Regions from separate parts of the Mus musculus genome. Here regions 2, 3, 4, 5 and 6 are each linked to region 1. Evidence: chromatin loops called from intact Hi-C (ENCODE). Cell type or tissue: left cerebral cortex. All regions are shown on one strand.

What was found. Peaks named below come from ENCODE experiments on the same cell type or tissue, not always from the same donor. Only the 100,000 strongest peaks of a DNase experiment are listed, where the experiment ranks them.
Region 2: a loop joins it to region 1, with 4 times the contacts of the local background. A loop is called at or near these places in 16 of 42 quality-filtered maps.
Region 3: a loop joins it to region 1, with 4 times the contacts of the local background. A loop is called at or near these places in 5 of 42 quality-filtered maps.
Region 4: a loop joins it to region 1, with 4 times the contacts of the local background. A loop is called at or near these places in 24 of 42 quality-filtered maps.
Region 5: it touches region 1 in a loop (4-fold over the local background); 18 of 42 quality-filtered maps call a loop at or near these places.
Region 6: a loop joins it to region 1, with 9 times the contacts of the local background. A loop is called at or near these places in 3 of 42 quality-filtered maps.

The regions. Positions count from the first base shown.
Region 1 is chr6:88,926,207-88,930,206 of GRCm38, reverse strand. No RefSeq gene overlaps it. Among named protein-coding and RNA genes, the nearest start is that of Gm36268, 11 kb to the right of the region's middle. In left cerebral cortex, a CTCF peak has its summit at 2,479 (motif pointing left); DNase peaks (open chromatin) are centred at 2,469 and 3,179; H3K27ac peaks cover 762 bases.
Region 2 is chr6:89,361,182-89,365,181 of GRCm38, reverse strand. Plxna1 (plexin A1) reads left to right here and starts at 2,569. Exons shown (of 32, transcript NM_008881.2): 1 at 2,569-2,775. It overlaps Gm40415, which reads right to left and starts at 3,827. Exons shown (of 2, transcript XM_017321867.2): 1 at 3,784-3,827; 2 at 2,591-3,597. The coding sequence starts at 3,438. The coding sequence ends at 3,004. In left cerebral cortex, CTCF peaks have their summits at 2,214, 2,415 and 3,838; DNase peaks (open chromatin) are centred at 1,263, 2,108, 2,609 and 3,402; H3K4me3 peaks cover 2,217 bases; H3K27ac peaks cover 1,490 bases.
Region 3 is chr6:89,465,107-89,469,106 of GRCm38, reverse strand. Chchd6 (coiled-coil-helix-coiled-coil-helix domain containing 6) reads left to right here. Exons shown (of 8, transcript NM_025351.3): 5 at 1,634-1,717. It overlaps Gm46966 (a long non-coding RNA gene), which reads right to left. Exons shown (of 4, transcript XR_003956465.1): 4 at 2,516-4,000. Among named protein-coding and RNA genes, the nearest start is that of Gm46966, 14 kb to the right of the region's middle. In left cerebral cortex, a CTCF peak has its summit at 1,989; DNase peaks (open chromatin) are centred at 2,003, 2,529, 2,673 and 2,873; H3K27ac peaks cover 661 bases.
Region 4 is chr6:89,628,609-89,632,608 of GRCm38, reverse strand. No RefSeq gene overlaps it. Among named protein-coding and RNA genes, the nearest start is that of Txnrd3, 13 kb to the left of the region's middle. In left cerebral cortex, CTCF peaks have their summits at 332 (motif pointing right) and 2,198 (motif pointing left); a DNase peak (open chromatin) is centred at 368.
Region 5 is chr6:89,353,376-89,357,375 of GRCm38, reverse strand. It overlaps Plxna1 (plexin A1), which reads left to right. Exons shown (of 32, transcript NM_008881.2): 2 at 1-918; 3 at 2,338-2,520. Among named protein-coding and RNA genes, the nearest start is that of Gm40415, 6.0 kb to the left of the region's middle. In left cerebral cortex, a CTCF peak has its summit at 1,567; a DNase peak (open chromatin) is centred at 1,487.
Region 6 is chr6:90,325,794-90,329,793 of GRCm38, reverse strand. No RefSeq gene overlaps it. Among named protein-coding and RNA genes, the nearest start is that of Chst13, 2.6 kb to the right of the region's middle. In left cerebral cortex, a CTCF peak has its summit at 1,941 (motif pointing right); a DNase peak (open chromatin) is centred at 1,962.

The DNA of each region.
Region 1 (4,000 bases):
TCTCTGGCCAGCCAGAGAGAGGGCCGGGAACATTTGTTGAAGATGGGTGATAAGGCGAACCCAGCTGCAGACACAGCTAGGACCAGAGATGCTTGGACAATGATCAGAGGACCATGTGCCACAAAGCAGACAGGGCAGGGCTTGCACCAGGAAGTTGCTGGGTCCAAGAGACCTCTGACATCTGCTGGGGATGTGCACTATGCCCACTGAGGTAGCACAGGGAAAGAACCATCCTGCCATTCCCTCAAGATAACAGAGCTCCCTGCCGGTCTTCCTACCTGGATCCCACCCAATGACCTTCCTGCTAATCGTGAACCTGCCTTCTGTCCTCTGAGCCCTACTCCTACACCTTATGATAAGACCTCAGCAAACTGCCAGCCCTCTCTGAGTCTCCACAGAAGGCCTAAATTCAATCTGTTATTTGCAGAGTCAGGGACACAAGGCACAAGGAGCCAGTAGCCCTCGGAGGACTGTATCCTCGGCAGTAGCCCAGCCAAGCAGCTGATTTCACTGTCTTTAAACAAAGCTTCCAGATGGGGCACTGCTGTCTGTGGGTGCGCTAGCCGGCTGCTTCAATGATCCACTAATTGGGTCTCCAGGGAAGGGGCTGAGGAAAGGCAGCCCCTACCCTATCCATTGGTCCATCCATTTGTCCGTCCATTCACTGAGAGTTTACCATGTGTGTGAGGATGCTGGGGGCTGTTGCAGTTAATGGGGAGACAGTATTGCACAGATGAGCCAGCTGGCCCACCGTGCTTGCACAAAGAGCAGACCCCAAATCCCCTAGGACAGAAAGTTAAACAGGATTGATTGGTGGCGTAGAAGCATCCTGGGGTGAAATTTAAACTAAGACCTGGCAGGTAAGATGGGACCAGCAGACCTCCAAGGGAAGGGACAGGGGACTGTAGAGCAAGGCCAAGAACCAGCTTATGCTTAGGGGGTTAACTGCTTTGTTTGTGTTGGTGGGCATAGCCTGGAGGAGGGAAGACAGGATACTACCAGCAGGTGCCTGTGAATAGGTTCTCTAGGTCCTGAGCCCCAGGCACCAGGCCTAGGAAAGGTGTATCACAGGTAAATTGCTCCCCTGCTGGGCAGGGCTTTAATGACCATCAGTGTGTTCAGTGCTGGACTGGGAACCTAGGGACCAGGAACTGACTGGACCATACTGTTCAACCTGGTTGGACCCAGCCCAGAGACCCATTTTCTTCTACCTGAAAGTTTGGAAAAATCTGAATCTGTTGCCAGCTCTCACAAACGGGAAGACAGAGCTGGCCATAGGAGGTTTAGGCAGGATGGAAAGTTCAAATCCAGCATGAGCTACAAAATACGACTGCTGAATAAACCAAAGTCAAACGAAATAAAACTTTATGCAGATGAGTCACTTTCCAGTGTCTCTCACGCTGTCTGGCAGAGGTGGCCAGGCATCGTGCCAGGCCTTATCCCTCTCCTGGGTCCAGCCTCTCAGCTTGCCAGACTGGCATGTCCAAGAGCCCCTCTCTCAGCTGACAAGGGGCCCAGGAAACTGGGAAGCCTCCCACCCCTGGTTCCAAGACCATCTCCTCACATCCCTGCCTACAGACCTAGGAACAAAACCCTTTAGAATACAATTAAATTCAAAGGCCTCCACAGCCAGAGTCCATGGGTAGTCCATTCACAGTCCAAGGTGAACCTGAGGCACAGTGAGGCTCAGGATAGATAGCCCAACCAGACACACCAGGCAACTTATATGACATAAAGTAAAACACCTTTCCTAAACCCCGGAGCATATCCATTCCGCTGTGTGATTTTTGGGTGAATGGCTGACCTCTCTGAGGCTCCAAGTCTTCATCCTAAAGATGAATTCCTGGGAAAGGCTAGGCTCTTGGCAATGTCTTCAATGTCCACCTTCCTGGGTGTGCAGCCAAGCTGAGACCGGGAAAAGGTAGTGGAGTGGTGCCAGGTTCTAGCTCAAGGTGATAGGCAGCCAAAAGGTTGGAAGAGAGGATGCAGCAGTGGCTCCTAGCCCATCCATTCAGGCTACAAGATGCAGCAGGAGAAGAGGACCCAGGCTAGGAGGGGAGGAGCAATCTGGAAGGGAGGGGTGCACCAGTAGTATACAGCACAGGCTAGACCACAGCTGGGATGAGAGGGTGGGACAGGGACCAGAGAGGAGACATGAACTGGGGTTCCAGGAAGGGTATAGGAGGAGAGACAGGGTGAGGTAGACTGGGATCTAGGCAGGGAGCTTGGGCAGGAGGACACCATGAGACAATGGGGATACAGCTCCACAATATATCCCCACGGTGTCTGGGCTGAGCAGCTGAGTGTAGCCAGGTCCCAGGTCTGTCCTAGGAGATGGCTTGGAGGGTGGGGAGGGAGCAAGGGCCTCCCACTCCCTGCCCTCCCTCTCTCTTCTTCCTGCCTCCCCATCCCCTCTTCCTCTCTTCCTTTGCCTGTCTCCTTAGAGCCTGGAGCCACAGCACCCCCTGCTGTCCTCACACTGCATTGCGTCCTGAGACCACATTGCCATCTCTGGGTTATGTTTCCTAAGGTGTGTGGTGCTGTCTATGCAGCCAGAGATTCTGGACCTCAGAACCTCTATCTGGTACTGAAGGGCAAGGCCTGGGGTCCCCACTGGTGTGCCAGCCACTGTGGTGGGACAAGCAGAATGCAGGCACCCCAAGTCTCCAACCATGCTGGATTCCCACTAAGCCTCCCATCTTCTGCAGCTTCCTTTCAGAACCTGGAGAAGGTTCTGCCGGGCTTGGAAGAGGACAGCCCAGGAACGGGCTTCAGATTTAAAGTACACTTAAAGCAAAGGAAAAACAAAGTCACATGACAAATGGGAAATTGCAGCCCTTCACAAGCCGAATGAGAGGTCAGCACAGAGAACAGCCTCACAGGAGAAAAACAGTGGAGACTCGGAGCAGAAGGTCTGCAGGGGAACGAAAAAAAAAAGCCCAAATGGCCCTGAGCTGGACAAGGCTGTCTCTACAAATGATGAGTGAACCAGAGATCTGCAGGCTGCAGGCACCATTAGTCACCATCAGAAATGCAGTGTGCCCTCGGGTGTGCCTGCAGCATTGTGGAAACAACCCTCCTGAGCTGCCAACACCACCAAGGACGGACCCAGCACACAATGACGGGTCCTACAGACACAGGGTGTCTCTACAGTTACACCCTGGGAGCTAGGGCATTGTCTCCTTGGAACTGCTGACAACACCCTGCCCAGGAGCTGGTGTTACATAAGCTCTGCTATGTCACAGGAAGAGGGCCTCTGGCTGGGGAGGGCTGTGAGTACCCAGTGCAGCAGTATGCCCCAGACTGCACTGGGAAGCCTCTGGGCTGGCTGTCCAACCTTCACTGGACTACCTCTAAGAACAGGAGACTCACCCTGTTACAGGGAGGGGAAGCTAGAGCTGGAGGTCAGGACTCACACCCAGGGAGTAGACCCACCTCCCTGCTCCACAGTATCCTGGGAGTCCAGCCACCCTAGCCTTCAGCAAACGCCATGAAGACCCATGGCCAGGAGTCTGGGGATGTCCACTACTGTGCTGAATAACACTGGCAGTTCCCTTTCCACTCTGAGTCAATGCAGGTAACCTGTCCTCCTTCAAAGAGGACTATCCCAGCACACACAGACAAGACCAGCCTCCTCTAACTCTTCCTGGACTCCGTAGTTTAGTCCTAACATTTGGTTTTGCCTAAACTGGCATTCTGGGTATGTTGGGAAGCAACTCTGCCTGTATCTTCTCTCCTTTATGGCCTTAGTCTCCACTGCCTCCCCAGCTAACAATAGCCTCTTTACATCACCCCCCCCCCTTCTCATCCAGGCTATTTATTTGCCTGTTATCTGTGATTTCTAGTAGAACACAGCCCAGAGGACAGGGGCCCTGTCTATTCTATACACCACCAGAGCCTAGAGCACTGACTGGCACATAGTAGGTATTTAGTAAATGTCTGCATGAATGAGCAACTGCAGATTGGGAGCAGCAGGCTGGAAGAGGGCTGCTGCACACAG
Region 2 (4,000 bases), 430 kb before region 1:
TGTGTACCTATGAGTACATATGTGTTTGTATATCTGAGTATATGTATATGTACCTGTACATGTGTGAATACCTGTGTGATGTGTGTACATGTGCATGCATATATATGTGGAGAGTTCTGAACAGGAGGCTCTCCACCAACTCTACTTTGACCCTTGAGTCATGGGTGGAAGCCAGAGACAAGAAAGGCCCACAACCTCCAGCTAGGAGGTGGCAGGAGGGAAGAGGGTGAAATGGGCTAGGAGGCTCTGATGAGGGAACAGGGGGAAGACTGAAATGGCCTGAGGCTTGAACCTGGGTCTGGGAGAAGTGGGTCCTCCAGCATGCCTGGGTTCTCCCTATGCCTTCCTCCTTATCCCTTACCCCTAATACGGGGCTGTCAGAGGGGAGGAAGAGCCAGCTGAGCCCATTTGTAGGAGGGTCTGTCACAGGTGCAGAAATGGCCCTGAAACTGTTCGCTGCTGGAGCATGTGAAGGGAGGGGCCTTAAGAACCTTATTAGGCCCCCTTGACCAGAACCTTGCTCCTGGGACTACTCCTCTCCTTTCCAGTTCCTGCAGGGAAGTGACCCCCAAGGGGGAAACGCAGAGGGAGGAGCCCTGGCAGCAGCAGTCACAGCAGCTGTGCTGACTCACTTCCTTTCTCTGCAATGTGGTCAAGCCAAAGCTGCAGGCCCAGGTTCAATTCCAGCTCTTCTATGGTCACAGGCTTTCTTCTTCTGCTGCTTCTCGGGACTCAATAAGACCACATAAAAAAGAGCTGAGACATCAGTGGAGGCACAGTGCAGCTGAGAGGGATCAGTGGAACTACTAACTGATCCAAAGCAATAGCCCCTAGCTGGATTTCCTCCAGAAAAAGGTTTTCGGAGGTCACCTATCCCCTCCTGTGGGATGGTAGCCGTGTTTGTGTAGATTCTTTGGCGTTCTTCATGTATTCTGGATACCTATCCGCTGTGTGTGGGTCACAAAACAGGAAGAGCCTTGAGCACCTGCCTAGCTGTACTTCAGAAGACAGGTTGGCAAAGGCAGGTGTGAGCAGAGGCAGTCAGCCTCTGAAGCTAAGGAGCAGAGGCAACTCAGGGAACAGCTGGACAGGCACAACCCCAGTCTGCCTGTAACCTCCCCAAAGCGTTGCAAGTGGATTACCAAATCTGTGAGGCAGGTAAGGCTGTGGACTGGAAAGCAGAGCCAACTATTGGAAGCAGACAGGTGTGCAACTAGGAAGCCCACAGTTTGAACTGCACCTCTGGGCCAGACTCCAGGCTCTGCCACCAACCAGCGAGGGAGCTTGGGCAGGTCACAGGGCCTGCGCAGTCTGTCTACCCGGTTTGTACAGCACAGCAGAGATTTGTACATTCAGTATGTAGTGCCTGTGGAGTCCGACGGTAAGTGTAACTGTGGAAGAAGGGTCTCACCGCCATTCAGAAGCAAAAAGAACCAGCACCAACTTTCAGCCTGGCAAAATCAAACCATTACCTTTCCCACTGTTGCTGACACTTCTCCATCACGTGGAGGGGTGGGGTTTCACTTGGGGGAAAACCAAGTTTGCATCGTCTGTTGAAGCTAAAGACCAAGGTCTAGAGCAGGGGGCTCCAGTCCAGTAGCAGAAGAGAGGGTTAACTATCCAGAATAGCCTGTGCCACACAGTGAGAGCAAAGACTGACCACAGGACCCTGCATTCCTATCAGAGAGGAAGGCGGGACACCATTTCTATAGCATCCTCAAACAAGCTACACAAAAGAATATGTCATTCAGGGAGACAAAATGTAAACGGTCACACCCAAAGAAAAACCAGGCAAGGATGAGCACAGGGAAAGAGGGTGATGACTGCTTGGGAGACGAGTACGGACAATGGTCCTTACCGAATGAGCTGCACTGGGTCCCCCAGGCTGTGCCCAGTCAGCCTTCGCCCCTCCCACGACCACCTTTTCTGACTGCTCTGTTCTGTTCTGCGCACAGCTGCCTGCTTTGGTCTGGATGCCTTGCACTGGGTGACCTTATTGAGAAAGGTTCTCTACCCGACCGAGACCTGGCGCAATCCAGCTCTGCAGGCCAGCCCCGCGCCCGCGATCGACCCGGCGAGGTCTCTATCCTGCTGGGGTAGTTCTAACACGCCCCGCTGCAGGACCGCGTACCGGACAGGACAGTCGTCCTCTGAGCTTAGGCATCCCGGCACGCGCCACCTCCTGGGGCCTGCGGGGTGCAGTGCCGGTCCCACCTAAGCGATCGTTGCGCAGGCAGAGATGAGCAATAGGACCAGGGCAAGTGCTTCCTCCGGACTCAGTTTACCCTTCCGTGCACGAAAGCTGTACTTCCAGCCTGTGCTCCTTAAAGAGTGCATCGACTCCTGGGACCACCCGGACCACCTCACCCACCCCCACCCCAGTCCAGAGTTTTAAGGCTGAGGTGGCCATCGCCCTTTGAAGGCAAGCGGTGGGGCCCGCCGCGCGCGCTCTCGCCGCGGGGCCGAGCGCCCCCTGCAGGCCATCGCGGGTCCCGCCCCGCCCCCGCCCCCGCCCCCGGCCCCGCCCCCCGGCTTCGGCCGGCGCATGCGCGCGGCACGGCGCTCCGCGGGGCGGCGAGAGCGAGGCCGGTCCGCAGCCGCGCGGAGCTCAGCGCCCCATTCATGCTGGGCAGCGGCGACGCAGCCACGCAGCGGAGCGGAGCCCGGGCGCGGCGGCCTCGGCCTGGGCGGCCTGCGCGGCGTGGGCGGCCCCGCAGAGGGGCGAGCGGCGGGGCGCAACGATGGCCAGCGGCGGGACGCGCCCGGGGTTGGCGGGTGAGTCGGGGCGCAACTTTCCCCGCGGGCGGCGGGAGGCTCGTCGCGGCCCGGGGTCCCGAGTGGCCGGGGGGCGCTGGCGGCGGCCAGGGGGGTGTGCGCGGGGACTGCGGCGCGCGTGTCCGCGGCTGGCGTGTCCTGCGGTTCCGGCCGGGCGCCCGCGTGTGTCCGGGCGCGGTCTCCGCTATGGGCTGCCGCGTCCCGGCGGGTCGCAGCACGTCCGGGGCCCTACGATCCGGGGGGGCGCAATGTCTGTGGCCGCAGTCGCGGTCCCTTCCTCCAGGCAGGAGAGAAAGTTTGCAGTGGCCCCGCGGGAAGGGCCCTGCGGGTGCCCATGTCGGCCCGTGTTGCGCCGGGTCGGACCGGGCCGCGGGTGGGGACGTGGGCCGCAGGCGAGCGCCGCGCTGGGCAGGCCCGGGCAGGGCCGCGGGATTCGGGGCAGGTCCCTGGCTGCGCCTCGGGCCGGCCTGAGGCAGTGGGGTGGAAGTTGCAAGGCTTCGTGGGGACCCCCGCCCCCTCCGGCTCCGGCGCGCGAGTGGGCGCCGCAGCCAGCCCAGGCCCGCAGGCCCTCCACCCGGCTGCAAGGGGCGGTGCGGTGCCACCGGAGAGGACGCCGGCTCGGGCCTCCTCGGCCTCCCCCTGCGCAGGGCCTCCACGGGTCATTCCTTCCCCGGAGGATTCCCCTCTTGCTTCCTGGACGGTCCCAGGCCTGGTGTACGGCGAGGACGGCGGCGGTGATGGGCTGACTCTGGCTGCTGTAGGGAAGGGCGAGTGTAGATTCCTGGGAGGCCCCCTCTGCCTGCAGAGATCCCAGGTGCTGCCCTGGAAGGATACAAGAGGGCTTCAGAGAGGCTACTAGGTGGCCGGAGCCCTCTCAGTCTCATCGGTGGGGTGCTGGGGCCACGCCCCTTGAAAGAAAGGGGTGTGTTGGGGGGGGATGGGAACGAACTGAGCCTCTGCCCCTCTGCCAGGCTCCTACCTCTGGCTCTGGCTCCTGGTGCTACCTACCTCTTCCAGCAGGTGCTGCGGGTCTTCAGTCCCATCAGGGTGGTGCTATCCTGTGCTTCTCCAGCCCTCCTAGAGCACCCCCAGTTTTCCAGCTCCATTGCTTGTTGGGGGTGAGCAGGAGGAGGTAGTGCTGCATTAGGCTGGCCAAGAGTCTGCTGGGTCGGGGAAGCACTCAGCCAGTGCCCTAGGCAGAGGTGCAAAACAGGGACTCTGCTTC
Region 3 (4,000 bases), 540 kb before region 1:
CCTGGCCTGGCATTACCTAAACCTTGGCCCTTTTCTCCAGCCCTTTTAGTATGTGCATGCTCACACTGGTATGCAGGCAGCTCTTATTGCACTATTCTGGAAGGTTCTAAGCCAACAGGTACATCACTGCCAAGGAGGGGGCTTTCAGGATCTTTACCCCTTTTCTTCTCTTGTACTTTTGAGGGATTAAGACCCCTCTGCAGATACCATAGTGTAGCTTAAAATAAAAAGTTCAGGACTTGGAAATTGTGTGGACTTATGTTCACAGTAGGCCTCAGTCATTGATAAGCTTGTGCTTTTGGGGATGATGAGGGTAAGTGCCACCAAGAGCCTAGTGCAGTGCTTGCTCACACAGACCTCATATGGGTAGATGACAATTAGGAGTGATGTACTTGTCCACGTATCCCAGACTGTTCCAACCTCTCAGGCCCATGATGACTGCATCTGTATACTGAGGACAGAGTCAATGGAACTTGATACATAGTAAAGAAAGCCCAGTGGAGATGTGGGTATTCCAGTCCATACTCCCAGCTACCCTAAGCTCCCAGCTGCTCCAATGCTATGGACCTGTTTAGAGGCCTTGTTCTGACCCTGCTCATTTCTAAGGGGTACCCTCAGCCTTCAGACAGTTTTGTAGGCATGGGAAGCAGAGAACACTTCTATTCTAGTTTTAGCCATTGCACTAGAGAGATGGTCTGTGTAAGCAAGGAAGTAGTTCAGAGTCATTTGGCTACTTAAGGAAAGGACTGGGCTGCACCCCTAGGCTGCTAACTCCAAGCTGTTCACCTGGACTCTCAAAGTTATGACTGAAGGAGGGAGGCTCTCTTAAGCTGGCCTCAAAGGACTCATTCAAACACATCCCTTAGGTAGGTAGAAATATATACCCTCCTCTTTAAGATTTTACCTCTCTTGCTGTACATGGGGACTCCTGCCATGATAGCTCAGCATGTAGGACAGTGGCATGGTATGCTACCAAATAGCAGGATTCCAAAAACAGTGCCAAACTCTGCTCTTTCCCATCTGTGAGGTTGGAGGCAGCTTGGTGCTTTAGCCAGGTCCAAGTTCATCTCTGCTCTGTGAGCTCTGTGTCCTATATGCTGAGCTATCATGGCAGGAGTTCCCATGTACAGGAAGAAAGGTAGAGTCTTAAAGAGGAGGGTATATATTTCTACCCACCTAAGGGATGTGTTTGAATGAGTCCTTGAAGTTCATGCTCTGGCTGTGAGCTGTTGAATAGTTACTTGCTCCCTCTGCTGTATCTCCTGTCATGGGGATCCATTGTGACTCTTGACCCTGACTAGCTTAGTACACCCTGCTTTCCTCTTAGGCTTTGGAAGGAACCTAGAAATGTCCAAAAAGCATGTAGAACAGGACTTGGCAGACAGTAAGCATTCAATAAACATTAGTGATTATCATCTGCAAAATGGTTGTGCTAATTACCCACTTTGAAGAGCTGTTGTGAAAATTGAGGATAACACATATGCATGACCATCCACAGCGTAGGCTCTGTGTGCATTACCACTGTCCTTCTCCTTGAGCGTGACTGTGAGCAGAAATGTCAGCTGCCTTCTCCCTGGGGCACTCATTCAGCACCAGCTGCCAGCTAACTCGGGCTTTGTGCTCCTCCAACCAGGCCAGGGAACTGGAGGACAGAGAGGCCGAGCTCAGCCGCCGTGACACCTTCTACAAGGAGCAGCAGGGGCGCATCCAGGAAAAGGTAAGACTCCGGCCTGGTTCCTTCTGGATAGGTTCCAAGGTACCTGACCAGAGCCGACCACCATGATGGGAGAACAGCAGGTCCCATGCTGACTTACTCCAACACCAGTCACCCTGTGGACATGCCCATCTTCTTGCCTCCACAGGAGCACCACGATCCCAGCCTTTCAACAAGTTGCAATCAAGGAGATAATTGCTTTTTAATTGGCCATTTTCTGTGAATGTGGCTGGCTCTACTACAATCCAGTTTTAGAAAAATAATTCACTTTCACCACAGGGCGGTGCTGAGACCCAGTGTACCTTTCTTACTTGAGTTAAGCTACATTGGATAAAAATAATAATAACATGAAGCCTTGCTGTACAAATGCATTAAAGTTGTATCATCGATTTTCTCCTGGGACTTGGAAGATCAAAGTGCTCTGCTGCTGCATGCTTGCTGAGGATGAGCCAGGAATGCCAGAGTCACAGGCATTTTTACCTTGTTAAATGCTAGCAATTTATGATTGAAAATTTATTTGGTAATGTGCTTACTTTGGGAGGTTTAATTTGTTGATTATGACAGATTTTCCAAAGAAATAGCTTATAACATGGGAAAAGATGGTTGGGAAATTTTTAAAAAAGTATTCTTCCTCATGCCTAAGAAAAGTATTCTTTCTCATGCCAAGCAATCTGAGCCAGCAGCTATTGCAAGCGAGTCTTCTCCTGTCATTTGTCATGGTTTGGAGCTTTGAAAGTGACAGTTTGCTTTCCGTGGGTTTCTCCTGAGCATGCCACAGTAGAGTGGCAGAAGTGTGGGTTCTGGATTTCCAGGTAATGAGGACAAGGGGCGGTGGCTCCCTGCTTCACAGCCACCTGCTTGCCCACTTCTGCCAGGCATGTAGAGGAAAGCCAGCATTGAGGAGAGAGCCCTGACAGTGATACCCTGCAGTCCTAAGCACGTGCCTGAGCAGTGCCAAACGGCCTTTAAGGAGCCAGCTTTCACAAAGCAGCACGTGCGCAGGTTTGACTGTAGCAGGCCATGTTAAGAATTGTGATTTGGGATTACAAAAAGGAGTTGAAAAAAAAATCCACCAGCTATGGCTCTAATTATCACAGTCGCCCATATGTTCTCAGGCATGGAGATATTCTTTCTGGTTGTATGTGCAGTACTGTTTCCTGCTGTGCTCTCCTCATCTCTGCGTTGGGCTTGGCTACTCAGAGCTTGTGCACATGCTTCTGTAGGGTGGGAGGAAATGGCCTTGTAGCAGCTTTCCCCCTCCAAATCTGCTTTCCTTTCATCGCGCTCCTCTTCCTCCTGGGTTTCTCTGTTAGGCCGGTTTCTGCTCTGCCATGGGAGAAGCAATCCTCCCAGCAGGCTCCTCCACCTCACTCTTCCTCCCTACTGCTGGGAAAGGGGCACCCCACTCCTCACACAGAGAAGTTTACATGCTTGTGAATAGTTCTACGCTTCGATAGGAGCTGTCAAAAGTATGCTCTCCTTTCTGGTAGTGCTTTGCTGGCAATAATAGAGAGGAAAACACCCCACATCCCAGCAGATGGAGATCAGGCTAGAGGTAGTGGGGTTGCAGTGAGGCTGAAGAGTAAGGCTTACCTGTATTATCTCTGAAAGGAGGTGTGTGTGTGTGTGGGGGGGGGGGGTGATCTTTTCCATGGATAAGCTCATTCTGGTAATGGTTGAGAAGAGGAAAGTACAGCCTCTGACAATTTCTCTATAGCTGCTGCTTTTCTTCAGTTTGGCTTCTGTTTGCTGAACACTCCTAGACTTGCCATTTGCAGCTCCCAGACCTTCCAGCCATCATGCTCCTCCTTATCCCCTCCCTCAACATCCCCTTCCTGTTTCTTCCTCTCTTCCCTTTCTTTTCCTTTTCTGTTTCTTTAAGCATAGGCACCGACAACAAAGCCTGATCTAAGAGTAAGTGGGGAAGATCTGGACAGTGGAACCCCATTTGGTTTCATGGCATGGAGAGTGGGATCGTGCCCAGGAGGAGAAGGGCTAATTCTGGAGCTCTGAACAAATCAGGGTTCAGGGCAAGGCAAGAAGAGTAAGGTGGAATGGTGGAGTCCTCAGGCTGGAATTCTGCCGTCCTTGGGGCCAGTCCTGGGCTTCCATGTGGGCCTCCCCTGGTCATTATGACAGGTAGGGAAGGAAAGTCTGCACCATCCAAGCTCATGGTCCAAGAGAAGGAGACTTTGTGGTGCTTTTATACTACTGTGTTTATTCTGCCATGATGGCCTTTTAGTGTGGAAGGAGAGGCTGCAAACTTTCCACATAACTATACAGTGT
Region 4 (4,000 bases), 700 kb before region 1:
ACTTTGATTAGCTCCTGGCACTTAAAAGTCACTACATAATTCAGCTGACCTCACTTGGAAGTCCACAGGGCTTCACTTCTGCATTTCTGGCAGACAGATCCTTCTCTGCCATACCCCCATGGTCTCTCTCTGCTTCCTCATTGCTGGACACGGGGCCTAGCATCAACAGAGGGATATAGTGTGGATTCAGTGCACTGTGAAGCTTCCTCAGAAAGCTCATTTCCACTTCTAGTGAGCAGCCAGGCAGGGATGAGCTTTGGGAACCAGGATTTGTAGGCTAGACAGAGATGCCACCCCTCAGGTTGATCTCAAAACTGCAGTACCAAGATACTGTTCTCTAGATAACCACTTGGTGGCGCCAAAGCTTCTTATGACGCAGACAAAATAGCAAGGTGCCCCTGTTAGAAGGATACTTGTGAGGCTGGCTGCCTGCTGGCTTCAGCACGCGACAGGGAAGTGGCCAGGTGCCTTTAATCCAGTAACAACCACCACCCAGGCGTGGTCAGTGCCGGCAGCCACAGCAGCTCCCTGGGGAGCTGTGTTCCAGTTCGCTTGACTCCACCTCTTTGAGTCTTGACTGCCTCTAGAATACAGTGGGGAGGGTGACATGGGTTACTGGGGTAGGTAAGCAAGCCCTGTGAACTACAGAGGTTGGAGCCTGCAAGGGGGATGAAATGAAAGAGGCAGCTCTTAAAAGCCGTCCTGGCTGGGCTGCTGAGACCCACCCATGCTGCTGCTGGGTAAACAGCTGGAAGGATATTCCTGGAGTGGTCACCTTGGCTTTAGGGCGCTCAGCACTTAGCACTTATGAGTGAACTTATTGAAACTCTACTTCTCTCTGAGCTGCTGTGCTCACTCTTATTGAGCAGGCAAGGAAACTGAGGCTCAAAGAAGTTGTGAATTTGGTGTTGAGTGGCCAACTTGAAGGCAGAAATAGGAGTGAGGAAAGACTCTAAAGAGGGACACCATGAAAGAAGACAGGAAAAGGGCAGGAGACAGACGACTGTGCTGATGGTCAGCTGGTGGCGTCCCTCTCCTCTGATAGGAATCTGAGCAGGTGAGGTGCTCCCCCCATTGAGCATCAGAAACATGGGAGCTGGGTTGGCAGAGCCAGAGGCTGTAACTCAAGCCCTGAGAACAGGGGCCCAGATGCTCCAGGCTGCGGTAGAGACTTGGGGCTCCAGGTATGTAGGCTACAGGCCCTGGGCCTTAACCCCCAGCACTGGTTCTTGACACTTAGCTTCCAACACTGATGATTGGCACCAGCAAGCACTGCTGCTAGGGGCCTTGAGCGGTGAAACCCTCTGCCCCGCACCTCCTGGACCAAGATGCCAGGACCTTCAGCCCTTAAGACTTGGTAGCTCCCTTGGATCTTCCAATGAATGGGGCCTGAGATTTCTTGCCTTCAGCCTTCCCTCCCTGGCCTTCTGGCTCCCAAGTCTCTTGGGTCACTTTCTCATTCTATAGGCTCTCCCTAACCAGGTCTGCTAATGATAAACATCATAAGTAAGGAAGAAAAGACCTTTAGGGGGTCTCAACACCAGACAGGAAACTGTCTCCAAGCTGACTCCAAAAGCGAGATCAACTACCTGCTCATACTGCCCAGAAAGGGAGTAGCAAGGGACCAATGCACAGCCATCACATGCCTTCGGCTGAGCTGCTAGGGAGTGCTCCCCATCAGCCTGTTAGAGATCACCAGAGCTTGGGATGGCAGAAAGGTCTCCTGGAACTATGGAAGCAGTGGGCTGGGGCCAGTGCCTTCTGAGCCAAGCTCCAGCAGCCAGTAGCTGTGGAGACTTCAAAGCAATGGGACTGACTTAGAGGCAGTCTGGAGAGTCTGCAGGCCCAGAGTTCTCCACTACAGGAAGCCAAGAACATGGAAAAGGTCTAACAGCTGCCCACCCCCACGACATCTTAGCTCACTTATGTTAAAAAATAAACATTAAAAGTGGTGCTTAGATTAAGTCCTACCGTTGCTATTAACAGCACTTTACCGATACTCACAGTGTTGCTCTAACCAAATGCTCATGGCAGAGTAGGGTCACTTTACAGGTGTGTCACCTGCAGGGCATTGGGGGACAATATGGGACCCTTTCCAGCTCACAGACCCTGCCCTAGTTCAAATGAAATACAATAGTGGAAAGGCTGGTGATCCTAGCAACCTGAGGGATGCTGTTTGCATGGCTTCTGCCTCAGCTCCCTCTTCTGTCTGCATGCTGCCACTATTGGTGGGTGTGTCCATCCAAGCTGCACAGAAGAGCTACCTACAGAGAGGCCACAGGAAAAAGAGCAGATGACACACAGCTGAGCTATGGAACGGACCTCAGGCTCCATCAACAAAGGAGTGGACACAGAAAATGTGGGCGTAAACACACAGTGGAGTTTTCCTCAGCCAAACAGTGTAGGAAAGTGGATGCAGCTGGACACTATCGCTTAAAGCAGATTAACTCCGTCTCAAAAGGACAAACATCAAGTGTTCCCTACACTGGTGAGTTCCACACATGAAATCTACAAACACGTAAAATCACATGTGAGAATAGACATGAAACTGTCAACATGAAGAAAGGGGGCTGATGGGAGAGGGAGGAAGGGGAGAGTCAGGGGGTGGGGGTATGCTCAAAGTGCATATATACTTGTGAGAAGATGGCTTCATGTAACACTGAATAAAATAATAAATAGATAATAAAATTTTAAATAGGGGCTGGAGAGATGGCTCAGAGGTTAAGGGTGCTTGTGGTTCTTCAGAGGACTCGGGTTCAGTTCCCAGCACCTACATTAGGTAGTTCATCCCCTCCTGTAACTCCAGTTCCAAGGGATCCAATACCTTCTTCGGGCCTCCGTTAGCACTGCACACATGTGGTACACAGGCAAAAACAATAAATATATCTTTAAAAAGCAATAGATTTATTTTAAAAATCAATATCCTTCACTGAGTCTGAGTAGCAGAAAAGACAAGAGATTTTGCTTCAAGGAGTAAATGCTTCAAGTTTGGGGTCTGAAGTAGATTCTAGAATGTAATAGAGGCTAAGGCTGGGACTGGGAAATTATATGTAAATGATTACATATCCAGTGAACAGACTTGTGTAAATGGCTACACAGATGTATCAATTTTACACAGTGAATAAAAAAGACACCAAGAGACCAACAGTGTCTTTGAGGTTATGTCCCTCTTGCTTCTGCCCAAGCAGCTTTCAGGCTGTGACAGAGCGAAGCATACCTGTCTCATTTTATAGAGATGACTGTCTCAGGGACACAGCCTCGAAGGGACAAAGCTGGCTGCAGACCTAAGCAAGATTACTCATGGTTCCTTTGCAGCCTGCCTCCTTCTCTTCTCCTCCCATCCCCTGAAAAATGGCTCCATCAACCTGGCTCAGCACGTTGGCCTCTCAGGTCTGGTTCTTACTTGCAGGAATCATTCTGCCCACAAGAATTTATTCAGTACCTCCGTGGCCAAAGTCCTGTCTACTGCTAAAGACATAGAGTGATAGTTACTGGCCCTGGAACTGCCTTCCTCAGGAGCCAGTATCTAGAGACAGCCAGAAATTGAGAGCAACTTAGGAGACCACTAATTGTCTGTTATTAAAGACCGGTGGCGTTGTTTATGCGTATTTCTTGAGTTATTTGTGCTTCTTGTCCTGAGACGTGATGTATGGAACAGGTAAGGAGAATTTGCTGAGAGACTGCAATGTGTTCCTTGCCTGCTCTCATCCTTTTTCTTCTTTTTAAACAGCTATAGGAATTAGTGTCTAAATAAAATCAACCAACAGGAAAGTGAGCACAGTGCTGCTTTATAACTCTGACAGATGACGGTAACGGACCGCAAACCTGTAGCACAGAAAACCTATAAAACAGGCCTCAAAGCACAGCGCTTTTGTCAAGTTAGAATGAAGGATGTTCTGGGCTCCGGGGGAACTTAGCAGCCAGGAGCGAGGGAGAGTTCCTCAGGTCTTGTGAGCAAGATGTTTATAGCCTGCAAGACTGAAAATCTGAGTTCCAGAGA
Region 5 (4,000 bases), 430 kb before region 1:
GAGAAATGCTACCCACCCCCCAGTGTACAGTCCTGCCCACATGGTCTGGGCAGCACAGACAACGTCAACAAGCTTCTACTGCTGGACTATGCAGCCAACCGCCTGTTGGCCTGTGGCAGTGCCTCACAGGGCATCTGCCAGTTCCTGAGGTTGGACGATCTCTTCAAGCTGGGCGAGCCGCACCACCGCAAGGAACACTACCTGTCCAGTGTTCGAGAGGCTGGCAGCATGGCGGGAGTGCTCATTGCTGGGCCACCCGGCCAGGGCCAGGCCAAGCTCTTCGTGGGCACACCCATCGATGGCAAATCAGAATACTTCCCCACTCTGTCCAGTCGCCGGCTCATGGCCAACGAGGAAGATGCTGACATGTTTGGCTTTGTGTACCAGGATGAGTTTGTGTCATCTCAGCTCAAGATCCCTTCAGACACATTGTCCAAGTTCCCAGCCTTTGACATCTACTATGTGTACAGTTTCCGCAGCGAGCAGTTCGTATACTACCTCACCCTGCAGCTAGACACGCAGCTTACCTCGCCCGACGCCGCTGGCGAGCACTTCTTCACCTCCAAGATTGTGCGGCTGTGCGTGAATGACCCCAAGTTCTACTCTTACGTGGAGTTCCCCATTGGCTGCGAGCAGGCTGGCGTGGAGTATCGGCTGGTGCAGGACGCCTACCTGAGCCGGCCGGGACAGGCCCTGGCCAAACAGCTGGGCCTGGCTGAGGATGAGGAGGTGTTGTTCACTGTGTTCGCACAGGGCCAGAAGAACCGCGTGAAGCCACCCAAGGAGTCGGCGCTGTGCCTGTTCACACTGAGGGCCATCAAGGAGAAAATCAAGGAGCGCATCCAATCCTGCTACCGTGGAGAAGGAAAGCTCTCCCTGCCTTGGCTGCTCAACAAGGAGCTGGGCTGCATCAACTCGGTGAGCAGGAGTAGGGGAGTGTGGGTGGGGGCTCCCGCCACCCTTCCTGGGGTCACATTTCACCTGCACCTTGGTGGCCCTGCTCTTTGTTGGATCTGCTTTCTACTTTTTCCCCTCCCTGGTTCCCCCCAACCTTGTGAGGCAGGACCTGAACCTGGCATATTGGGCCTAAAGTCTGCTTCTAACCATGCCATCACCTTGTACCTTAGGAAGTGGCTGGTGGCACCTGTCCACACAGCTCCAAACCCCTTGGGACACTGAGTGGTGGTGACCAGTTTTAGTTTGTTCCCCTTTTACAAATGAGGTTATAGAGGATCAGAGGGATAGATTGGTTTGCCCAAGCTCACACAGCCAGTTAGAGGTAGAATGATATTGGAGCTCATCACAAGGAGCCCAGGAACTGCTTCTGTGGAGTTAATCCTCCCGGCAGGACCCCCACTGTGCCCAGTGAGTGCTGAGTGCACCCCCTGACAGGGGCGGCCCAGCTACCCTGTGCTGGATACTCTGCAGCCAGTGCTCCCTGCCCCCAAGCCAGCTATTCCCTCGGGAGACAGCAGGTTTTCTATCTCAGAATTGGAGCCACAGGCTGCTCCTCAGAATAGAGTAGAGCAGCAGGAGTGCCTGGCTCCTATAGGAGTGATGTGAGTGTGACTAGGCTCTGAGTGCAGCGGGAGGTGAAGCCACCGCTCTTCTCTTGGCTTCTCAGGAAAGGCATTGTGTCCCCACGTGTCCCTTGATTCCCTGCCCCTGGTCTCAGACCTGCCCATTACTCCTTGATTATTTCCAGGGATTCCCGGCCAGACTGGCCTCCCTCTGCATCCATGTTTGTAGCCTCTACCCCAATAAACCTCAGTCCCCAGAGGAGGACCAGCTGTCCTCTTCCTTCTCCCCAAACTGCTGTCCTGCCTCCCCCCGCCCCCTCCTGGTGCCTCCACTCAAAGCCATCTCCGGAACCTTGAGGTATTGATCGCCTCCTGCACGCACAGCAAGTTCCTCTCTCTTCTCTGTGCCTTCTGCTTGTACCCACTCCCTCCTGCCTTAAACACAGCTTTTGTTTTGCAAGGTACAAATGTAAGATCTGCAGAAGGAAGACTTCCATTGGCTGCCTCCCAGCTCGAGGCCATTTCTTTCTTTGTCCAACATGACAACTTCTTGAGGGGCTGGCCTAGTTGTGGGTCCTGTGGCTCACTTGCCCTTCCTTCAAGTCACCCTCTCTGGGCCTTTCTCCCACTTTGGGCATTCATTGGACCTGGGCTGCCACAGACTCTGTTTCTTCTCCAGAATTTTGTAGGCCTTATTTAGGTCTGGGTGTCATAAAGCCCCCAGCCCCCAGCCCAGGCCTGCCTTCCCCAGCCTTGTCCCTGTTGTAGGCGAAGGTCCTTGAAGCTGCTAAGTACTTAACCTTACCACTGCTTACAGCCCCTGCAGATTGATGACGACTTCTGCGGGCAGGATTTCAACCAGCCACTGGGTGGCACGGTCACCATCGAGGGCACACCCCTTTTTGTCGACAAGGAAGATGGCCTGACTGCTGTGGCTGCCTATGACTACCAAGGCCGCACCGTGGTTTTTGCTGGCACTCGCAGCGGCCGCATCCGCAAGGTCAGGCCTGTGTGGGCTTGGAAGGGCCACCCCTGGATGGTGTGTTTGTGTGTGTTCAGGTTCCATCCAAGAAAGAGAAACCAGGTTTTCTCTGACAGGGAGACTGGGTCTGCATGAGGTGGGTGGGTGCATGTCCAGTGACCTTGAAGGACTCAGATGTCTGGGTGCCTCTGAAAGGCTCCCTTCTTTCTGGGCTTCCCATGGGAAGTTTTCCCCAGTCCTTTGTTTGTCTGAGGACCCATGGGTAGATGGGGCTTGTGAGGAGTCGGGGCTTCCCCCTTTCCTGTGATTGGCTTTGTTCTGCTGCACAGGGTTTCAGGGCCACTGTTCAGAAAGAAGCCTGGGTCCTAGAGGCTTGGGTGTGTCTAGATGCTGGGGGTGGGGAGCTGGTGTCGATGTTGGACTGGGCAGGACTATGCAACCCCCCTCCCCATTCGGCCCTTCTTTCAGCCCTGGGAGATCTGGTGTCTGCTGAAGCAGCATTATGCCTCAGCCAGCCCCACTCCCACCCACCATGCAGCAAAGCAATGCCGAGGCCAAGGGCAGGGCAAGGGGAGAGCCCTCCCCTATCACACCATGCCTTCCTGGGTGCCCAGGGAGCTGGTGACTTGAGTGACAGAGGGCCCGGCTCAGGCCTTGGGGTGACCCTGGCTCTATGTACTGGCCTGTCTGGTCTCTAGACTCTTCCTTTTTAGGACGGAGAGGGCTTCCAGAGGCTGTGGATCAGCCTGTCACTGGAAGGGCAGTAGGTGGGGCCCCACCTGGGTGGAAGAAGCCTCCAGTAACACTGGAAGGTAGAGTTGCCTGGGTACCCAAAGGACCAGGAGGGTCAGGAGATGAAATAACAGCTGAGATCTCTTGCTGACACAGCCCTCCTCCCTCTGGCCTGCCTGCTCATGAGCCCGTGGGTGAGACTGGGCCCAGGGAAGGCCAGGAAGCCCTGGCCTCTTCTCAGCTGTGGGAATCACATCCCAACCTTGCCTGTTCTCTGGTCACCATCCTAGGCTAGGGTGCTGTTGGTGGTCTTGAGGCCCTGGGGCCTGAGCTGGTAATTGAGGGGCTCAGTAAACAAGGAATCCTGTGGACTCAAATGTTGTAGAGCCAGGCACCTGATCAGTGGAGGTTGAGCAGCTCATACCATGCCTCCACTGCACTTGGAGCCCTGACTTGTTTGTTGTGACTCCTAGGTGGTATAGGTGTGCCCTGGAGCTCCAGTATAGCCTCTTCTGTAACTGGTGTGCCTCAAGGAGGCCCATGAGCCTGGGGAGCCGCTGAGTGAAGTCAGTTAGATGTGTGTTGAGAGGGATTATGGAAGGTAGGGTGTGGGAAACCTAGAGACTTTGTCTTGGGGTTCTCTAATACCTATCTCCCAGCTAGAGATGGGCTTCCGGGTTGGGAGTGCCCCCTTTTGTTGTCCTGTGGACTATGGGGGTGGCAGATAGGCCCAAGTGAAGCTAGGAGAACGGGTCTCTCCAGTCCT
Region 6 (4,000 bases), 1.4 Mb before region 1:
TTTAAATATTTGTAACCAACTGAAGCTGATTTTATATTGCAGTGGACATCCTCAAGTTCAGCACCCTGACTGGAATGTTCAAGATGTCACCACTAGGGAGACATATGGGCACATGGAGTACCTATGCCACCTCACAATTGCATGTGAATCTCACCCTAGAATAAGTTATTTAGTCAGAAAACAAACTGTAAACATTTTAATGGAGTAAGAGATTCACATAAGCTGAACACAGAAGTGTGTTTGGCTTGGACCACAACTACCCTGCTCACTAGCTGTGTGTCCCTGGGTATGTTTCCTGGCCTCTCTGTAAGGAAAGGATGGATGGCCCTCAGGATCCCCATTTGAGGATGATTCTTACAAACTGTACAAAGCCTTACCTATGCCTATCCTGACTGTGGGCTCGCCAGAGATGCAGTGTGAAGTCTATTGCCACAACAATGGCATTGTGTTAGGTTTCACATGGCACCCAAGGATGACAGAAAGTAAGGGGAGGATTTTATAGGTTACACACCACTTTATAACATGTAAGGGAGATGACCCTGGGGATTGGTATCTGCAGTTCCAGTGGCATGAACACCAAGGGATAGATGGCCCTAACAACACTAATACCTCACAGGTGTAGCTGGGGATGGAATGAGGTCCATACCTGAAGGGCCCTGAACGATGCCCCTCATGCAATCAGCACCACATGAGATGTTGGCATTTTTCTCATTGATACCTGCACTAAAGACTCCATCTCCAGAGACAGTTTTGGCCTCTTGCTAGCCCTTCCCCTTCCAACCGACACAGAAGAGAAGAGGCACAGCCAGCATCCAGATATCTCAGCCGTCAGATTTTTGGTGTGTTTAGAAATAAATGCTCACTGTAGGCTCCGGGAGATGCACCATCTCTCACTTTGTCCATCCACTGGCACTCGCCACAGAGCCTCCTTTGTAAGTGCCTGCACATACTTACCAGGCCAACGTCATCTGATACGCCATGAGGAATTAAATCAGGCTGCTGGGGGGAAGGTGTTCACAGCAAAACTGTGGCAATTTTATTGGGAGCAATCAGACTTTTTAAACCTTTATCAGAAACAGAACATAATGACAATTGCCAGGATCAGTACAGTTGAAGTTGCTAGGATTCAATGACATTTACAAGCTATACAGGGTACACAATATTACTACCTAAGACTAACTGTCCTGTCAAGCGTCCATGCTTCCTTGACTTCTGAGGGAACATACATTGAAGCAGAGAGGCCTGAATACTGCACTTCCTGAGGCAGTGTGTCAGTCTCTCAGAAACTGGAAGGCACATTGTGCCCTAGGAGTCATGGACTCTAACCTGAAAATCCGAAGACACATGCCTCTCAAGGCAGCTAGGCCAGGCCAACTTCATGGTTCCTTACTGCTTCTTTAACATGCAGAGACAGAATTAAATCAGATCTACAAATTTTCAGGCATGTCTTTGTGTGAGGCTGGGATTCACCTGTCACTGGAACCTGGACAGCCTCAGTGGCTCCAGGGAACTAAGGGAAATGTGATCAGGTCAGAGACAGGCCACACAGCCACGTTCTCTGGGAATGGCCCCAAGATTCCAGGCTCCTGAGAAAGATAGTTACGTATGTCACATACCATCATGGCAGGCCTCCTGATAAGATGATGGCCATCTTGTTACCATCTGCCTGCAGCAGCATGGGATCTCTGGGGGAAGCATACCACCAGGAGCCTTCCTAGGATCCTGATCCACAGCATTGAAGTGGTTTTTGGATGTTTCCAAAGTTCAAGGCAATTTGCTACTTAGTTATAATTGACACACATCTGAGGGCCTTTGCAGCAGGCAAAAGGAAGCTTTTCCACGGAGCTACCTGTTCTTGGAGGCAGGCTTCTGCACATGGATTCCAATCTTTCTGGTAGTCTCCACCGATGCTCATCTCTAAGGACAATAGTGGGCTGAGCTATTCTCAATTTTGGTCACCAGGTGGCAGCGTAGAAGGCCAAAAACACACCGAAGATTGGAAGACTAGGTTCTGGTCTGAGAGTTTGGGTGAGATTGGGGGGGGGGGGGGCAGATAGGTATTGTGTGTTATCCAGCATCCTCGGGTTCTGGGCTGGGCTGAAAGGAAGCAGACATTCCTCGAGGGATTTATGTGGTTTTAGTGTGAGCTGGGTTCCCACCCAGAAAGGAGGTAGAACCATTGTTGCTATTTGAAGCTAAACGTATAAATGTTATTTGTTTCATAGTCTTCATTAATTGATAATAGATCATTGCTATAAGAGGAACCAATTAGGATTATTGAATTCTAATATCAAGTCCTTACACGGCACTTGCCACACCTGAGGCTGTTCAAGTATCTCTGCTCCTCATATAGCCTCCACAACAAAGTGAGGTTTAATATTACCGCCATTGTACAGGGAAATTGAGTACAGATGGCAGGTAAGACGCTAGTGTTGGGTGCAGCACCTCATCCCATACACGCAAGGCTAAATGTTGGGTCAGCCATGCCCTTCCTGTGCACACAGGGCCAGCTGCTTGTTTGGGTTCTCTACGAGGCTGGCATCAGGGCAGCAAGACCCCGAGATCAGGAGCAGTCTGCAGCCCACAGTGCTCACTGGATGTCTTTCTCTTCTATTTATTTGTATTTTGTGGCACCAGGATGTAAGCAAGGGCTTCACTGCTCAGGAAAGCCCTCTAACACTAAGCCACACTCCCAGCCCTTTCTTTATCTGTCAAAGGGTGGACTTCACTCTGGTGTCTCTCTACAATGCAACCCCCTGTCTGAAATAAGCTCCGAGTGCCTGTGCCTGCAGCAGCTGTGGGTGACATGACCAAGTACAACAGATCTAGTGCCCAGGAAAGACATGCCTGAGATCTCTCACTTCTCCTTCAGGCTGGACAATGCCTGCATGAACTGGGATTCAAATGGGACTCGACACATAAGAAAGCATGCTACAGTGTGAGCTTGGGGGAAGGAAGAAACATTTATAACTGATCCTGGGATGGGGGAAGGACTGACATCCACAGGTCCCTTGGGCTTGTGTTCAGCCTAGCTGTTTGGCCCTGCCATTAAGAAATGCTGTAGAAGGCCTGCTCTTTCCATTTCTCTACTTGACTGGGTCTTGAGTGGGTGATGGCACCCAGAGCAAACTGTAGCAGGTAGAACCAGGCCAGAGATGGGTTCCCTCACGTATTCTCTGCCCCACACACCTCTGGCTGCTGTCCTGCACTGTGGTGCAGACCACCTCCCTTCCTACCTGAAAAGTCACTGTGGGCTCCTAGGACACTGGGCACTGTGAAGACAGCTATAAAAAGGCCTCTATTACAAAGTACCCCTTCAATATTATCTTTTACTTTTTATTGGGTGGTTGATTGATTGATTTTTTTTTGAGACAGGGTTTTTCTGTTTAATAGTCCTGGATTTGTAGATTAGGCTGTCCTCGAACTCACAGAGATTGGCCTGCCTCTGCCTCCCAAGAGCTGGGTTTAAACCACATGCTATTTTTTTTTCCTTTACATAAGCTAAGTTGCTGGGTCCTGGAAGATTTGTGATCCTGACACTTAGAGCCTTCCTCGGCAGTGAGGCTTTCAGCTTTATCTAACCTTACTACTGTCCTCATGGTTTCTGGCTGCTTTGAACTCTCCTTGAGCACCTTGGGAAGCTGAGTTTCTGATTTCAGCTGCTGGATCTCGAAGCTCCGGACTCCTGGTCTCAGTCACTGCTGTTTCAAACAGTTTGTGCAGGATGCAGGACTTTCTGCCCATCATCAGCCTTGGGGGAATTAACATGACTCTGGGGCATTTTTACTCACGATGAGGGGGAGTCTTTTTCCTGGCTCCCTGCGCTATGACTGATGCAAATCCAGTCCTTAGTTTTCAGGAAGGGCCGTGTCCTGACTGGTGCACACACTTCCATTCAGAATCAGCTTGTGATCACTTGTGTGGTCCACGTGGAGAGTTTCTTCAAAGTGGTCTTCCCCAGAGAGGGAACTGAGGGGCTGCTGTGAGAGCAGAAGTTCCA